Linked DNA regions of Mus musculus: region 1 is linked to region 2. Evidence: chromatin loops called from intact Hi-C (ENCODE). Cell type or tissue: left cerebral cortex. All regions are shown on one strand. Each heading gives the region's core, and the rest is flanking DNA. Links, peaks and the distances in the headings are about the cores only.

Region 1 (8,342 bases), core at 58-8,057, 77 kb before region 2:
TTGACTTAGCATTAAAATAATAGGATATTACCTTGAGGGGGAATCCTACTTATCAAAGGTTCCATGTTATTAATTGAAAGATCCATTTGTATGACATTCCTTTCAAAAGAAAATGTGACCACAGGAATCTACATTCAAACAGGGTTGTCTGTAGAAATATTTTACCAACTCTGAACACACAAACACCAGGAGGTGATTATAATTTGGGTCAAAGTGGACCAGTATATACCTTGGATTGACAACAGGAATTGAGATGATCCACATGGTGCTCATATTTTGGGAATGCAGATGCCAACAGTTAAGACATCACATAAGTGCAGAAGTTTGTGGCAAGGTTCTATAGAAAAGCCTGGAAGACATGTAATATGCAGAAACAGATTGCCTACATGGGACTGTCTGAGATTGCTGTATCTAAACTCAAGAAGGTAAAGCCCTAAGTTCCACTGGAGATGCTAGGATGTTGGAGACTTAAGGAATATGGATCATTTGTTGAAGAAAGCTTGGTGTTGAAGAATACCACACTTGTGTACTAAAAGTGGCAGCACTTTAGGTGCAGGACTCCATAAGTTTACTGGAGCACAACTCATTTCCCCAGCTCCAGTTTTGGACCACCTGTATGTGGAACATGGATTACTTGGTTTCCTCTGCTGGATTTCAACTTGATTTATGTCTACTATTTCTTTGCTTTCCTCATGTGCCTCTCTTTTGGATAGGGAATATTTACTCTGTGGTGAGAATTCGAAAGAAGAAAATTGTTTCTTGTATTGTAGGGCTGCATTCACACAGAAATGAGTTTGTCTTGAGTCTCTGTAGAAACTTTGGACACGTGAACATTGTGACATTGTTAAGATTGCAGTGAATCTTGAAACAGCAGTGATAATATTTTGCATTGAGAGTCTGTGGGAGCCAGGGTTGGAGTGTGATAGTTAAAATGGGAAATGTTCTTACTGGCTTGTGTCTCTGAATACATCATCTTCCATGTGATGGTACTGTTTGGAGGGTTATGGGTAATAGGTGGTGGAGTCCATAAAGGTAGACATGTGAGTTTCGTGGTCTTATCCTACTTCTGGCTCCTCCGTTCTTCTCTTTCTCTCTCTCTCTCTTTTGCTCTCTCTCTCTCTCTCTCTCTCTCTCTCTCTCTCTCTCTCTCTCTCTCTCTCTCTCTCTCTCTCTCTGGTGAATCTATGATCTGAGAATTAGCCTGTGCTTACTTGCACCTTAGTGAACTGCTCTGTCATTCCATGATGGACTATTGTGTTGAAACCGTGAGCCAAACTCTTAAGTTGTTTCTCTTGGGTTTATCATAACAACAAGACAAATAACTAAAGCAGCTATACTTTCCTCGTATGTATACCTAAAGTTTAATGCATAAAATACACATATTAAAATATTAACAACTAGTATTATAGCTAATAGGCTATAAGATCATAGGTTATTATAACAATATACTTTATGAACATTTCCACACACATTACTAGTTGTATGGTTTGCAGTCATTGCGCAGAAACATTGAGATCCCACACCATTCCACATGGTAGTCAAAATGGCTAGCAAGTGAATAGTGCTCAAGAGATGTATACAACCTGAATTTTAGCAAATATGAAAAAATAATAATTCAGATAATAGGAGGGTGTAGTGGGTGCTATAATATTGCATCTTGCTACCAATATTGAACATTTTAAAAATTACAGATTATTTATATCTTGAGCTTTTATATAAATACTTTTGAGACCCATTGCTATTTCACGATTCACTGCAATCTGGCCTTGATCTCATTGTCTTCTTACTTAGTGGTGAAATTTCATATATGGGTTATCATGCTTGCTTTTGGGTCACGCCTTTGGACTGACATGGATCATGAGTAATTAGAATTGAAGGAAGGTAAACCATGGGTAACAATGAGGGAAGGATAAAGCATTACATTTTACTGATAAGATTCTGCTGTCTTATTACATGTGTGAGCAAAGAATAGGTGCCTTTAATAACTAGCGTGCTCTAATTTGCACCAGCCCCTGGACTGTGGATGAAAAACAATAAATCTGATTCATAGAGTAGATTAACTTGTACTATGGACTCCTACTGCGTACATTCTCCTTTCTGCCATTCATTGTCTTACTTGCATGTTGAGTCTCTCTGTAGTGACTATGCAAGTTGTCCCTGATTTCATATTTCCTTTAGTAAATAAGGATCTTAGGAAACCATTTTTTTTCCTGGTAGTTGTTATATTTTCTTCTGTTTATCTAAATTTTCTGTGTGAATAGAAAACTTATTTGTCATTTATTGAATCGAGACTAGGTTATTGTCACTTATACCAAGATTCATAATTCATCCTTTAAAATGCATCCTGGATCTTTTAGTATTATTTATCTGCTGTGGTAGCATACTCTTCTGTTATTTAGATCTCCATAAAGCCTCTGAATATCTTAAAATTTTAATGACTCATGAGTATAAAGGGAATAATAAGCAATTTATATACTAATTCATGCTTATTTAAGAGGAGAACAATGTTATCATAAACTCAGAACCATTCAGAGTTTGACACAGATAGAAAATAATGGCTTAATTCCACATTTTTTCAAACGTGCTCAGGGAAGTGTGGGAAAGAACTGATCTTTGGTTTGTCCTAGTTCACTAAGCAATTTGTGGTTGACTCAGAAAAAGAACCATATTTTGTTAAATTGCAATTTTAGAAAGAGTGCTGGCCATAAAAGTAACATTCTTCTGTAGCATAAATTTGAAAATAAAATGTGAAAAAATGAAAATACATCGTTTTATACTCTAAATTATTTGGGCTAAACAGAATGTTTTAAAATTTATACATCTTTTAAAAACTATTAAACTTCATTCTATTATCACTTGTATATCTTCATGCTAAGCCTAGAAGCAATAATACTGTAGAGATTCATATGAGGAACACACCCATGGATTAAAATAATGAATTTATAAGATAGTTACTTTAAAACGTTGATGTTTAAATTACAAATTTATAACACACAAACTTAATAGAGATCGAATATGAAGATCTCATTAAAATTCAATAAATATATTTTCTTTTCATGTAAAATCCACATGAAATTTGTCCAACAAGTGCTGTCTTTGATGTGGACACCCACTGCCTGCTCCTGTGGAAGTGCTAACTCCTCTTAGGATTCAAGACTGTATCTTCCATCAATCAAGAAACTTGCTCAGTTAATGAGTCTCCTTCCTCTTGTGTCATCGTCGCTCCCTTAAATCTGCTCTTTCCTTCTAGCTCTTAAAGATGACCAGCTTCCATTCTTCAAAGGCTAAGCCAGAAAAACCAAACAACTGTGACTGGCCCCTCTGAGTTGCTTCCTGGTTTGCTTACTCATCCTATTGCTGAACAGGAAGTTAGTACAGCTAGGGAAATACATAGTTTCTTGGGTCAAACACTCACTCGGGACAATAGTATACTTCCTTACCTGCCACTCAAAGTGATAGTATGTTTTAGAAATCATAAACAACAGCTCTTCTAAGTACATGGAACTGTCTCCTTTGCTTCTAATACTAAGTCTATAGAAGTGGGGCGGGGAGTACCATGCACAAGCTCCCGTTCCACCATGACTTTTGAGGGGCTCAAGGCTGAAAATATATCGTTCATCATAGGTTTACAATTTAAAGCCCCAGGCCCACTTCTCCTGATTTATTTTCAATTCTGTTCCAACCGAGGTTTCAAATACTATAAGGGAAAAAGATAGCAGGATCAAGTGATTTTAAATAAAGCCAAAGTCCTAACCCCACTTTAAAGAGAAGTCAACGCTGCGCTCTGATCAAGGAAAACTGGACGTAAAGCCTGTTGCCTCTACAGTATTTCAAAGAGAATGATTACGAGAAGAGGGTATGTCCTGTTGTGGCTGAGGCACCAGCTATTCATGCAACATTGGTAAATCAACATGTTTATTGCTTCCATTCTCAAGATGATGAATGTAGCTGAGGGGAGATCTTCCAGCATCCTTTTCTTTTGTTATAAGCAAGGCCATTAAAATAAATAAGTTCATAAGTCAAACTATAAAACACTGGAAAGTGTAACTTCCTTGATTGTATTCAATTTAGGACTTCAGAGTAGTGTCAGGGGTACTATGGCTACAGTGTAACCTCTCTCTACAGAATGAAAGAAACTGACACAGTTTTATTTACAAGCTGTAGCATTTGGAAATTAGATTTGTTTTTGGTAGTCAATAAAATAAGTAAAAATTAAATTTCCACTAGATGGCAGTAGATCAAGTCTTCCTGTAACAGCTTTGTTTTTGTCTTCTGTCTTGTATTTAACCACATAAGCGGGCTGTTCACAAACACGTCTAAGGAATCCGGTGCTCCTATATGAAACTTCAATTTATTTTTATTTGATGTCCTGTTTTTAAGACACCATGAAACTGTTATAGGTGAGTTCAGTTTTATAGTGCCTTGTAAACTATTGCTTGCTATGATTATGACAATTTCTTTAAAAATTACAGTGCTCTAATCAATATATCTACAGGAGAATCTAAACTTATCTCTATTATACTCTTGAATATTCCAGTTTCATGGAAAGCCAGTTTTTTAGTCCACTGTCAAAGCTGGTTATTCATCTTCTTGAGTCTATAACATTCACTTTTCTTCTATGTCACTGAATTTCAAGTGGTGACAACAGTTTACAGTCATTACAGGTTTGTGGGTATTGGATTTTATTGTAGGGAGGAGATGGTTTCAGATGAAGGGATGAGTGTTCACAGGATGGCTCCTGTACCAATCTGCTTTTCTCTTTACAGTGATGAACACCAGGACTGAAAGCAACTCACGGGAGGGAAAGAAGCGTTTGGGTTACAGTTCCATCACAGGGAAGTTGGTGAACTGGAGCCTTAGCAGATGCGGGAACCCCTTGGGGACCCTGCTTAATGGTTAGCTTGCTCTCTTGCTTCAGCTCTGTTAGCTTTCTTATATAGTCAAGGACCTGCTGCCTAGCAGTGGTATTATCTCTTGTATAAGTGGTGAGCCCTCCTATATAAGTCATCAACCAAGAGTGTCCTATAGACATTCCCACTGGATAATCTGATTAAGGCAATCTCCCAGTTAGGAATCCAACAAACATAACAGTTTGACTTGAATCATCATAGAAAGCTACCCAGTGTTCATAAGTTTTAAGATACAACGGAGCATGGAAAGATAGTACACTTTTTGTGTGTGTGTGTGTGTGGGGGGGGATTTAGCAACCTCCCAGGATGCAAAGAGGCTGGTAGTTTCATCCTAACACGATCCCCTCAAAAGCTGCCCCATTTCTCATTATCAAGCATTGTTTACTATATATACCTCAGAGCTGCCCTGTGTCTGTGTCCACTTCCCCCTCAGAGGGTAGCCAGACTTGTTGTAGACCAAGCTTGACTGAAGAGAGGGAAGCTTAGCCTAGCACAGGTAGGTGCAGTACAGGATCTTGGTGATGAGTACACACACGCACAGAGCAGCTTCAGACAACAGGTCCTCTTATTGAGGGGAAGAAAGGAGTATTTATGACCCTGGGGAGGTGGCCAGGGTCTCTGGGACAAGGTTTGTGTGCTATGCATCATTTAGCCAGGACAGAGAAGTAGAAAGATGCTTCATCTCTATATCCAGGGGCTGTAGGGTGTGGGTAGAGGTCCTTATAAGGTCAAACAAGGAGTGAAGCCTGACTGTCAGGATAATAATGTTTTACTAGGGTTGATGGTTGGGCCGCTGTCTTTACGGTGCCAGATTGGAGCAGGGGAGGTAGCGAACTCCTGTCCTCATTTGAGATATCCAGTTGAGGCTTCCTGGACCCTTCCTCTGCAACCCTGGGCCATTAAGTTCTGGGACATACCTCAGGAGAAAAGGACAAATTAAGTTAGTTTGAGCTCCTCTTACAGAGGCCATACTCTTTGACTCTTCTCTTGTCTTCTTCAAGCTGGTGGATACTATAGAGAAAAGGTCATATGCTATAGGAAAATAAAAGCAGGTCTCCCAGCAGAATATCCAGCAAACATGGCTTAACAAGATGAATAAGACTAGGCATCTCCCCTCATCTCACGGCTGGTTGTGGCTACCCAGTAGAATGAAATGGGTCCTAAGTGCAGGTAAAAGAGTCAAAGACAGCTCGAACTACTGCTGCAAGTCCCACAAAAACACCAAGCTATACAACCATAAGGTATAAGCAGAAGACCTAGCTCAGCTGCTTACCGGACCAGTGTTTGTCACTTCAGTATCTGTGAGCCCTTATGAACCCTGCTTTGTTGATTCTGTGGGCCTTGTTCTCATGGTATCCTCAACCTCTCTGACTCCTACAATCCACCCCCAACCCCTCTTCTATGGGGTTCCCTTCCTCTGCCTAGTGTTTGGCTTCAAGTCTCTGCATTTGCTCACATTGGTTGCTGTGTGACTCCTCTCTGAGGAAGACTAGGCAAGATACCAATCACATTTGTCTTTCTGGGTCTAGCTTATCTCACTCACTCAAGGTGTTTTTCCATTCTTTGTTCTTTCTTCTTTTCTCCCTTCATTTGTTCGTTCATTTGTTCCTTCCTTCCTTCCTTCCTTCCTTCCTTCCTTCCTTCCTTCCTTTATTTTCCTTTCTTCTCTCATTACATCCCTTTTCTCTCCTCCAAGTCCTTCCCCCCACCTTTTTCTCCTCCAAATCTACTCCTTTATTTCTCTTAAGAAAAGAACAGGCTTCCCAGAGGAATGAAACAAACATGGCAGAACAAGTTACAATAAAACTTGCTATAACCACACACTAAGGCTGGATGAGGCAACTCATTAGGATGGAAAGAGTCCCAAAATCAGGTCAAAGAGATAAAGACAGCCCCTGCTCCCATTGTTAAGTACTGCCACAAAAACTCCAAGCAACACAACTGTAACATTTATGCAGAGGACCTAGGTCAGACTCATACCGTCTCCCTGATTGTCAGCCCAGTCTCTCTGAGCCCCTATGAGCCCTAGTTAGTTGATTCTGCAAGTCTTGCTCTTGTGGTGTCCTTGAGCCCTCTGGTTCCTACAACCCTCCCTCCCCTTATTCTGCAGAAATTCTGAGCTCTACCTAATGTGTGCTGTGTGACTCTGCATCTGCTCTTATCAGTTGCTGGATGAAAACTCTGTGATGGTGATTATTCCAGGCTTCTGTCTACAAGAATAACAGAATATCATTAGGAATCATTTCATTGACTTTCTCCCCTAGCTTTTAATTATCACTCATTATAAAAACAGAGCGACTACTAAATGTTTGACACATTACCTTTCCATCTCTCTCAAGTGATCCTATCTTTAGAACATTGAATACATTTACCCCAGATTAGTCCCATAACATCTTAATCAAATTCAGGTTATATAGTGAATCATACTGCAATGTCTTTTTATACCTCTGGAACTAGTTTAAAATAGATACAAGTCAAATTAGTGTATGAAATGCTTAATGTAAAGAAGAGTTTGATGATGTCATTCCTCAATATATATTGTATATTAGATAACATATCCCTTTTGCCCATTTCTAAGTCAAACATAAGAGAGACAGAACTATAAAAAAATATTTCATTTAGAACAATATCAGTATGGGTCCATGAGGAGTTTGTATTAAGAATTTTGTCTAGGACTTATTTGATTATTGTATTTAGTTATTAACTTGCTGGTTTGAGGGTGATGGACATTGCAATCTCTCAGAAATTTCTATGTCACAGTGTTTTAAATCTTCTGTATCTTTCTGGAAAGGAGCATTACTTCTGATTAGGAAATTCAGCTTTCTCCCATGATTAAAACAAACAAATTGCCCATTGATCAATTAGGTGATTAGTTATGTAGCACCACATGGCTAGTTCTGACCAATAAAATATAATCAGAAATATGGCATGTGAAAGAGAAGGAAACTGGCAGATGACATTTTCATCTACCTACAAGAAGGAAAAAAGGAGCAGCTAGTGGGTTGGGGTTACAAACCATCAATGACTGCCTCTCTAGGAAAGCTGCTCCCTCTAAAGGTTCCAGAACCTTCTCAAACGCTACCACTGTCTGGAGTCCAAGAGTCCTAATACATAAAAGTATATACAAGCATCATAAAGGTATTCTATCATACAGGTAATATTTTTGGTTTTATAACATTTTTCAATTTATTTATTTTATGTATATGGGTACCTTTTCTACATTTACATCTGTACACTGGAAGATGGCATCAGACAGATGTGAGATGCTGTGTGGGTGCTAGGAATTGAACTCAGTACTTCAAAAAGAGCAGGGAGTACTCCTAACCACTGAGCCAACTCTTCAGCCCCTCACACAAGTACTTTTTAATTTGACTAGAATGGGGGAAAAACTAAGAACCTATAAGAATATTTTAGTAATTAAATGTGTCAATC
Region 2 (8,342 bases), core at 160-8,159:
ATCACACATCATGTGCTGTGCCCCTATAACCAACTTCTAGCTGGTTCAGTTATCTTACGATGGTTCTGTTAGCTGAGACACCGCTAAGTACACCCCAGAGCGAGACTGAGAAGTATATATGGTCCCTCATGTACGCATCCTGTGAACCCAACTTTGTTTCGCAGTACAAAGAACTGAAGCTCCTTAATATATGACACTATTGACATTTATCAAGAAATGTACAACAGCTTTCTTGAATTTGGATTCATAGGCTAGATACCCCACTGGTTTTCATAGTGTAACATTATCAATTTATTATCAATTTCACATGAGTGGCAGAGGCTAGTATATAGCTCACTGGTAAAGAACCAATGTTATGGGTTTGATCCCCAGTACTGCAGAAACAAATAAAATTTAAAAACTAAGACTAACAATGAGAATATTAAATTCATCTTTGCATTTGGGATTTTTGCCTGCTCTATTTTTTTCTATAGATATTTTAACCAAATGTTGTCTGAGTTTGACTAATGATTCTGGACTGCTCATAAATTGTCATGAAAAGTGGGAAATTTCTGATTTTTGTAGGCTAGAATCAAACCAAGAGCTTTGTTTATATCAAATAAGCTTTCCACTATGGAGCTACACCCTCAGCTCCTAGAAATTTATTCTATGGATTTCTTTTTCTTCCATGAAAAAGTGACCTTCTTCCAAACATTGCATATTGTGAAGGACAGTATGTATAGATACATACTGTAATTGATATAAAAATATTAACATGTAACTTTATGATTAATATCTTGTTATATAATTCCTTTTAATTATACCTGCATAATTTAATATTAGCATATTGAAACTTAAGAGTTTAAATCGATAATTGGAATGAATTTTTAATTTTTAAAAATGTGTTCTAAGTTAGCACCTTTAAATACATATAGCAATTTTTGCACTGTTAAATGATTTAGGCAATTTAGATAATTTAAAAAAATTTTTATTAGATATTTTATTTTTTACATTTCAAATGTTGTCCTCTTTCCTGGTTTTCCCTCTGAAAACCCCCTACTCCCCACCCCCCACCAACCCACCCACTTCTGCTTCCTGGCCTTGGCATTCCCCTACACTGGGGCATCAAGCTTTCACAGGACCAAGGGCCTCTCCTCCCACTGATGACCAACTAGATCATCCTCTGATACATATGCAGCTGGAGCCATGTGTCCCTCCATGTGTACTCTTTAGTTGATGGTTTAGTCCCTGGGAGCTCTGGGGGTACTGGTTAGTTCATATTGTTGTTCCTCCTAAGGGCTACAAACCCCTTCAGCTCCTTGGGTACTTTCTCTAGCTCCTTCATTAGGAAGGACCCTGAGCTCTGTCCAGTGGATGTCTGTGAGCATCCACTTCTGTATTTGTCAGGCATTGGCAGAGTCTCTTAGGAGACAGCTATATCAGGCTCCTGTCAGCAAGCTCTTGTTGGCATCCAAGGGTCTTGGTTTGGTGTCTGTGTATGGGATGGATTCCCAGGTGGGACAGTCTCTGGATGGCCTTTCCTTCAGTCTCTGCTCCACACTTTGTCTCTGTAACTCCTTCCATGGGTATTTTGTTTCCCCTTCTAAGAAGGACCGAAGTATCCACACTTTGATCTTTCTCCTTCTTGAGTTTCTTGAGCTTTGTGAATTGTATCCTGTATTCTAAGTTAGCACCTCAAAATACACTGTGAAATGATTTAGGCAGGGGAGATAATTTTCAAATTAAATGAATTGAGCAGCCCATGATCTGCTACATTGGATCAAGTCATCAGAAAACATCTAGAGGAGCGAACGTTTCCTCTACAAAGTAAAGATGGGACTTGACGTGAATCAAAATGACAAACTCTCTCTAATAGTGTCTGGGTAGTAATCATTGCCGAGTAATAGCAGACTTCAGCAGAGGGGACTATTTTCATAACCTGTGTGTAATTCAGAAAGGTCTATGGCCACATAAAAACCTACAAACTGGCCATAAAAACTACTTTATAGCCAGGGAAATCATCAAGGCCTGTTCAACTTCTGTTGTATGTTTTATGCTGTGCATGGTTATTAGTGACCTTTCTGAACTTGCTAGAAAGAAATCCTTATTTCATGTACACTGATGTTCCATTACAATAGGGGCTAAATCTTGAAAGTAGATGACTGTAGACATCTAAAATATAAGGCTGGGTGCCCTTGTTGACTCTTAAATTAGCTGTTCATCTTGAATAAAGCGATTGAGAAAACTCTGAATGTACAACACGGGGTATTGGGGTAGTGATGAAGTGTAGCAACCTCGGTGGCCTTGGGAACCTTCAAGCACTAACTAGGTTAGTCGCTAACTAGGTTGGTCATTTTCCCATGTCTATTTTTCAATGTCTATTTTTTAGTGATGCTCACTTTCAGTATACAAAACAGGCATGAGGGAGTCACAGAAAGATCTCAAACATGTTTTATTTATTTATTTATTTTTTGTTTTCTAAAACTTATTCAGAGGCGATATACAGACCAATCAATGACGCATATTTCACATTTGAGAAAGTGGAAACCCCAGTTTCTGCACTCAGTCTCACCCAGAGCTAACTTTACCACTTATATTCTCTGTTTCTGTACTTTCAAAAAGTCTGCTCTACCTATTAGAAAGCATTATTTAGCTGCTAATCTTATAATTTGTTCATTTTAATTTGTCTATGTTTTGTTTTATATCAGATAACAGCTGATTAAAGCTAATTCAGTTTTGCTAATTCGAAGATGGTCGAGGCAGATGAAAGATCAGCATCTAAAGGAATTTCCCAGGCAGGCCTCGCATGCCTGTGCAGTTACTTAGTAAATAGGGTGAAGGATGGAGTGTTGGGCATCTATCTCTATCTCTGAGTGACAGCTACTGGGAGAGGGAGGGTGTCTAATCTAATCACTGTAGAAACATGAGCATTTTAATTTGGTTGGATCATTCAAAGAAAGGGTTTGCTTTGAAGTACAATTACTTGATACTTCCTTGTCACAAATTTGATAATGATACCTATCCTTGTAAAGTGTTTTTGAAGACTACGAAGATGTAATGCATAAAACGCAGATAGAGTTTTGCAATATTACATTTTTTTTTCTTAGCACGTCATAGCTTTTCTTATGAATTCCCAGTTAAAAATGTACTAAAATGAAGAAGCGCTTTTTCGGAACTGGAGGAAATTGTAACTAATATAGTTCTGAAAATAAGAGAATTCGTGAAGTTAATTTTGCATGGAATCTCACCCGGGGTTAGCAGGCTAGGCTGTATCCTCAAAGTGAGGTCAGTTCCTTAGCTACGGAGAACTTTGTCGATAGTTGCATCAAAATTAATTAATTAAAATTAATTTTACATTAAAATTCTTTAAAAGTCTCAAGGAAAACCATACTACTGCCTATGCTTAGCCATGTGATACAAGGGATATGTATGCTGGTAATCATGTGAGTGTCTACATGAGCTCTTTTGTCATTTCCACATCTGCAGGCACATAATATAAAGAAAACATGTTACTATTCTGTCCTGAACGCTGTTTGATTTAATGTGAAAAAGTATTGTTTTAAATTCACTGAGTCAAGCAATACCTACTCAGAAAGAACACTAGGGGGTTACCTTCGGTTTACTTTACATCTTTAGCACATTTACTATTAAAAAATATTTCTAGAATGCAGTGTCTGCTCGGCTTAGGTTATCTAAGCTGTAATAAGTAGCCTTGGGACCCCTGAAGGCACACCCCACACACTTATGCTGTGTGACCTCGGGTCACAAGTAATGGCTGCAAGCTAATTGATTGAGAAAGGCTTGTCTGGCAGGGCCCCTTTTGCGTCCTGCCTGTACATTCCGAAGTTCTGTGAAAAGAGGCACTAGCGCTCAGCCACGCAAGGCAGGAAAACAGAGGAAGTTTTCGCATTCTGACTGCAGCCTGAGTTCCCCGGAGCAAGGCTGCTTCTCTCCACCCACTCCTCACCAAGAACTCCTGAACTTGAGAGTGGACGACTTCAAAGCTAGCTCTCACAGACTCACCTGGAAAAGAGTTCAGCTGCGCGTTCATTGAACCGAGAGGCCAGATCACCTATGTGAGGCGGTGGGAACCATATGGAGATTTATATTAGAACTTCAGCAAAGTGCACAGCTGCAGCCGGCAGAAGCCAGCTCTCGGGCTGACAGGCAAATGAACCAGATCGTGGACGGGGCCTCTGGGTGGCAGCTCCGGCCTTTTGGTTGTTGGACAACTATAGTCAGAACTGAAATGGAACAGGGGCAGGAGAAATAACACACTTTTACTCCACGCAACTGTTGCTTTCACATGGTGAGTGCAGATTTAAGATGTTGCTCAAATATTCTTTCTGGGTTGTAATACAAGTTAAGAAATCTGCTCTGCTTTTTGGGGGGTGGGGGGAGAAACAAGCCATCAAGAATACTTAGAAATTCCGAAGCTCTGTGGCTTTGTCTCTGCTTCATTTCACGTGATACTTGCAATCTGAGAGAAAAAAAAAAAACTCGTAGCGTCCAGTCTGTTCTTTCTCTTCCAGATTTTCTTTTGTTTAAGTCCTGCTTTTCTGCAACCAGAGTCAATATTGATTTAGGCAAATCAAATGTGGCTGGGATGAGGAAGAAGGGGGAGTCAGGATATGTGTAAACATTGCATTTAGTCCAACTTCTGTGTCACTGGGCGCTGGCTTCATGATTTGGTGCCTTATCTCAGGAATAAGTCCTATGGAAAGAGCTTTGCATTCCTGGCCAGGAGAAGGGTCAGGGCCCGTGTTTAGCAGCCAGCCAGCCAGCCAGTGAGAATTGCTGTTGCTCCCTCTTATTTTTAATATAAAATAGTTAAGAAAGTACATCTTCATGCATTGAAAACTAAGTGTGCTTTGATTTCCCAAGTCCCTTCCCAGTGGTTTATGTGTCTTATCCCTGGGAAGGATTCTTTAAAAGTCCTTGAGCAACAGCGTGCAAACTTCTTTTGTTCCTGCTGATCCTGTTTGCTCACGTTGTGTGCTATCGACTTTGCACACATTTCTTTTTGAAGAATCATGTTGCAGTAATGCAGAGCAGTTTTTGTTTGTTTGTTTGTTTGTTTGTTTCAGTGCAAATACCTTAGAAGTTAGTAAGGTCATGTTTTCTAAAATAAAACCAACCAAGCTCAACGAAAAACCTTACAGTATAAGTTGAGAATAATTCCTTGTTTAAACGTAACTAAGTCCTGTTTTAACTATGTTTTGTTGTTGTTCAAAGAAAATCTTAGCTTGCCAGCATGTCCAGGAATGTGAGCCGAGGCGACCTATTTTTCTTATTCCAACCTCTCATGTTCATAATCACATTTATAGTAAGTGCTAAAATATACTTTCTGATGTTCACCTCATTAGAAAAATCAGTTTTTGCTACCATAATATTTGCAATTGATGTTATCAAAAAATATGGAGGATCTTTATGGTCCATTTGTTGATTTGATGAAGTTTTAGGTCTACTTCAGCATCGTTTAAACATTTTCCAAAGCAGAGAGACAATTCAGTTTTGTCTACTTGTTTAAAGCACAGAACTTACATGGGGGACAGACTCCTTTTATCTGGAATCTTCTGTTTGTTAAAGTAAATTAATAAACCAAACAAAAAACCAAACAAAAGGCAGCCAGTGAGAAGCTGCAGATTTGTAGTGAAAGGGAAGGGGACTTTAAGGGTGTCGGAATGTGATTCCATTTCCGAGGTAATTTTGTAGCATTTCTTAGCTGCCTTTGCAAACTTTATGGAAACCTGTTAACCGCTGGCAGCCCTGAGCCCTAGGTTTGCATTTTGAACGGAGATTATGCACAGGAAAGACAAGTTCGTCCTGTCATGTGACCTGAGCTGCCTTATCAAAGCAAAATATGGCAGCCGCATTCTTTCCTGAGAGAACGAAGTTCATTATGTCCTTGCCACCTGTTACGTTCACTCTTTGTCCTTGTGGCCACACAGTTCCTGCTTGTTCCTGCTGCCAGAAAGGGATTTTCCTTTTAAGAGAGAAAACCAATGATTTTTTTTTTTCATTTACATGTTTTGAAAAATTGTGTTCTTTCCCCACAAAGCACCCGGAATATATTTCATAAGGCCTTTTGTTAAGTTGATGTGAATAGCAAGAAAATGTGTGTATTGTTTTGAAAGCCTTGTACGTCTCCTGATAAATAAAGCAAAGGTGTAGCTAAGGATTTATGAAAAAGATGGACCTTCTGAAGATTATGATTGAGGAAAAAAATGCATTCCTTATTATTTCCTCCAAACCAATTAAAAAACTAGAAGTACAAAAGGCAACTTCATTATTACTATTTTTTTCAAGCACAGCTCAGAAAGTCAGCATGGTAGAGAGAGGGCCTCCAAAAGAATGTGGTTCCCTCTGGAAGTGGGTGAATTGCAAGGAACAAAAGATAGAAAGTGCTGCATAGCATTTAAATGTTTAAACTTAAATGTTGATCTGTTATCATAGCTGGTCATACTTACTTACTAGTGGACTGTAGAGAACTTTTAAAAATTAAAATCAACTCTAGTATTTTAATTCTATGTATTTAAGAAGGTGCATATCTTTTTAAAAAGAAAGTGCTAATCTTCCCTTGAGCTCAGTTTTTTTTCCTCCAGCTAAGAGGAAACGGTTATATGTTAACAGCTAATATGTTACAGCCATATTTCTTATTTATATGAAGAGTGCATGCATGCGTATTCTCTACAAGCATATATTCATGTTTTATGTACATGCTTTTTAACATCTTACAGCCAGCTCCTCCCTTCTCCGGATGCCATAATTCATTTTATTCTTGGACAGAAGAGAATTGTACAAGAATCCAACAAATATATACAGAAAAATGAAAATAAAATGTCTTCTGACACTGCTAAATGAAACAAGGTGAAATTGAGCTTCACAAAGGGAAAGGGTGATACAGGGAACTTGTAGACGCTCTCACGAATCACTTGCCAGGCGCATTTTTCCCCCATGTTGGTGATTAACTGTCCTTCTGTACAGCAAAGCAGGGTGCGCTTTTTTTCTTTTCATTTGAACTTTGAACCTTTGAGTTCACATAGAGGGTTCCAGAGTGAACTGCACGTGCTCTGTTGTTATCCACCTCTGTGATCTGCTTACATCTCATGCTCATTACATCTCAGGTTCCTTCTTGACCCCTGTAGCAGTAGACATCTGTAGCAGTGAGCCTGCATCTGCACTGGTCAGGATGGGACCACATCGCTGCATCTGTATTTCAGTTGGTCTTTGGAATTTATTTGGAAGGAGATTTATCCCATCCACACTATGGATTCCCAAAGGCCTTTCCCTGAAAGCAGTGGTACCTATTGTTTTTCTTTACCTGAAAGATGAGCAGGAACACCTCCAACAGTGCTAAGACTACATTCACAAGCCACTGTACCCAACTTTATATTTGAGTGCTGTGGATACAAACTGATATTGTCAAGTTTTTCACAAGCGTTTTACTAAAGAGCCCCTTCCCCAGCCCCTAACCTTTCGATATTATTCTCTTATATTTTGGGATTTTTGGTTTGTTGGATCTTCACCTTCATAGCTACTTCAGCTGTGAGATTATTGGCTTTTGTAAGAAATAGAAAATTCAGGGCTTTTCTTCTTTCTCCTACTATTAGCATTCAACTCCTTATGAAACTTTCTAATAATATATTATTCTGAACGTCTCTTCCATCTTCTTTTATATATCTATTTGTGCTGCACAGGTTGCTAAGATTTGTGCCAGTAGATTACTAAGAGATACCGACCCATTTTCTAATTCCTTTTTGACTATGTCCACTATATAAAATTCATAAAGTGTGTTTTACTTACATCTCTATCGAGGGAGGATTCAAATAGATTCTTTTCTAAGAGAAATGTTTATTTCATTATTAATTCTGCCTTTACATTTGTTGTCTATTATACTGTCTCTTTATGGGTCCTATTATGCTTAATTTGAAGTCATTATGAAGTAGCTTTGCTATTTCACAACCTTTAAAGTAACTTAAGCGATTACGTGTGTGTGCATGCAGGCTAGAGGACAATATTGGGTGTCTCTCTGTATTATTTCCTACCACATATTCTGAGAGAGTCTCTTAATAAACTTAGAGATTTCTAACCATCTAGAGTCTTGGGCAGTCAAACCCCAGAATCCTCCACCAGTGCTAAGACTACATTCACAAGCCACTGTACCCAACTTTATATTTGAGTGCTGTGGATACAAACTGATATTGTCAAGTTTTTCACAAGCGTTTTACTAAGGAGCCCCTTCCCCAGCCCCTAACCTTTCAATATTATTCTCTTATATTTTGGGAGTTTTGGTTTGTTGGATCAAGTTAAATGAGAGAGATTGTTACATGTCTCAGTGTCGGTAGACCTTTATACAGCCA

What was found. Hi-C counts contacts between places; a loop is a spot of excess contacts. Peaks named below come from ENCODE experiments on the same cell type or tissue, not always from the same donor. Only the 100,000 strongest peaks of a DNase experiment are listed, where the experiment ranks them.
Region 1: a loop joins it to region 2, with 2.2 times the contacts of the local background. A loop is called at or near these places in 5 of 42 quality-filtered maps.

Annotation. Positions count from the first base shown.
Region 1 is chr16:77,248,288-77,256,629 of GRCm38, forward strand. No RefSeq gene overlaps it. Among named protein-coding and RNA genes, the nearest start is that of Gm31258, 50 kb to the right of the region's middle. In left cerebral cortex, for the core only: a CTCF peak has its summit at 4,227 (motif pointing right); a DNase peak (open chromatin) is centred at 4,247.
Region 2 is chr16:77,325,391-77,333,732 of GRCm38, forward strand. It overlaps Mir99ahg (Mir99a and Mirlet7c-1 host gene (non-protein coding)), which reads left to right and starts at 3,938. Exons shown (of 5, transcript NR_015543.3): 1 at 3,938-4,288. In left cerebral cortex, for the core only: CTCF peaks have their summits at 3,599 and 4,164; DNase peaks (open chromatin) are centred at 3,928, 4,130 and 5,795; H3K4me3 peaks cover 3,763 bases; H3K27ac peaks cover 3,356 bases.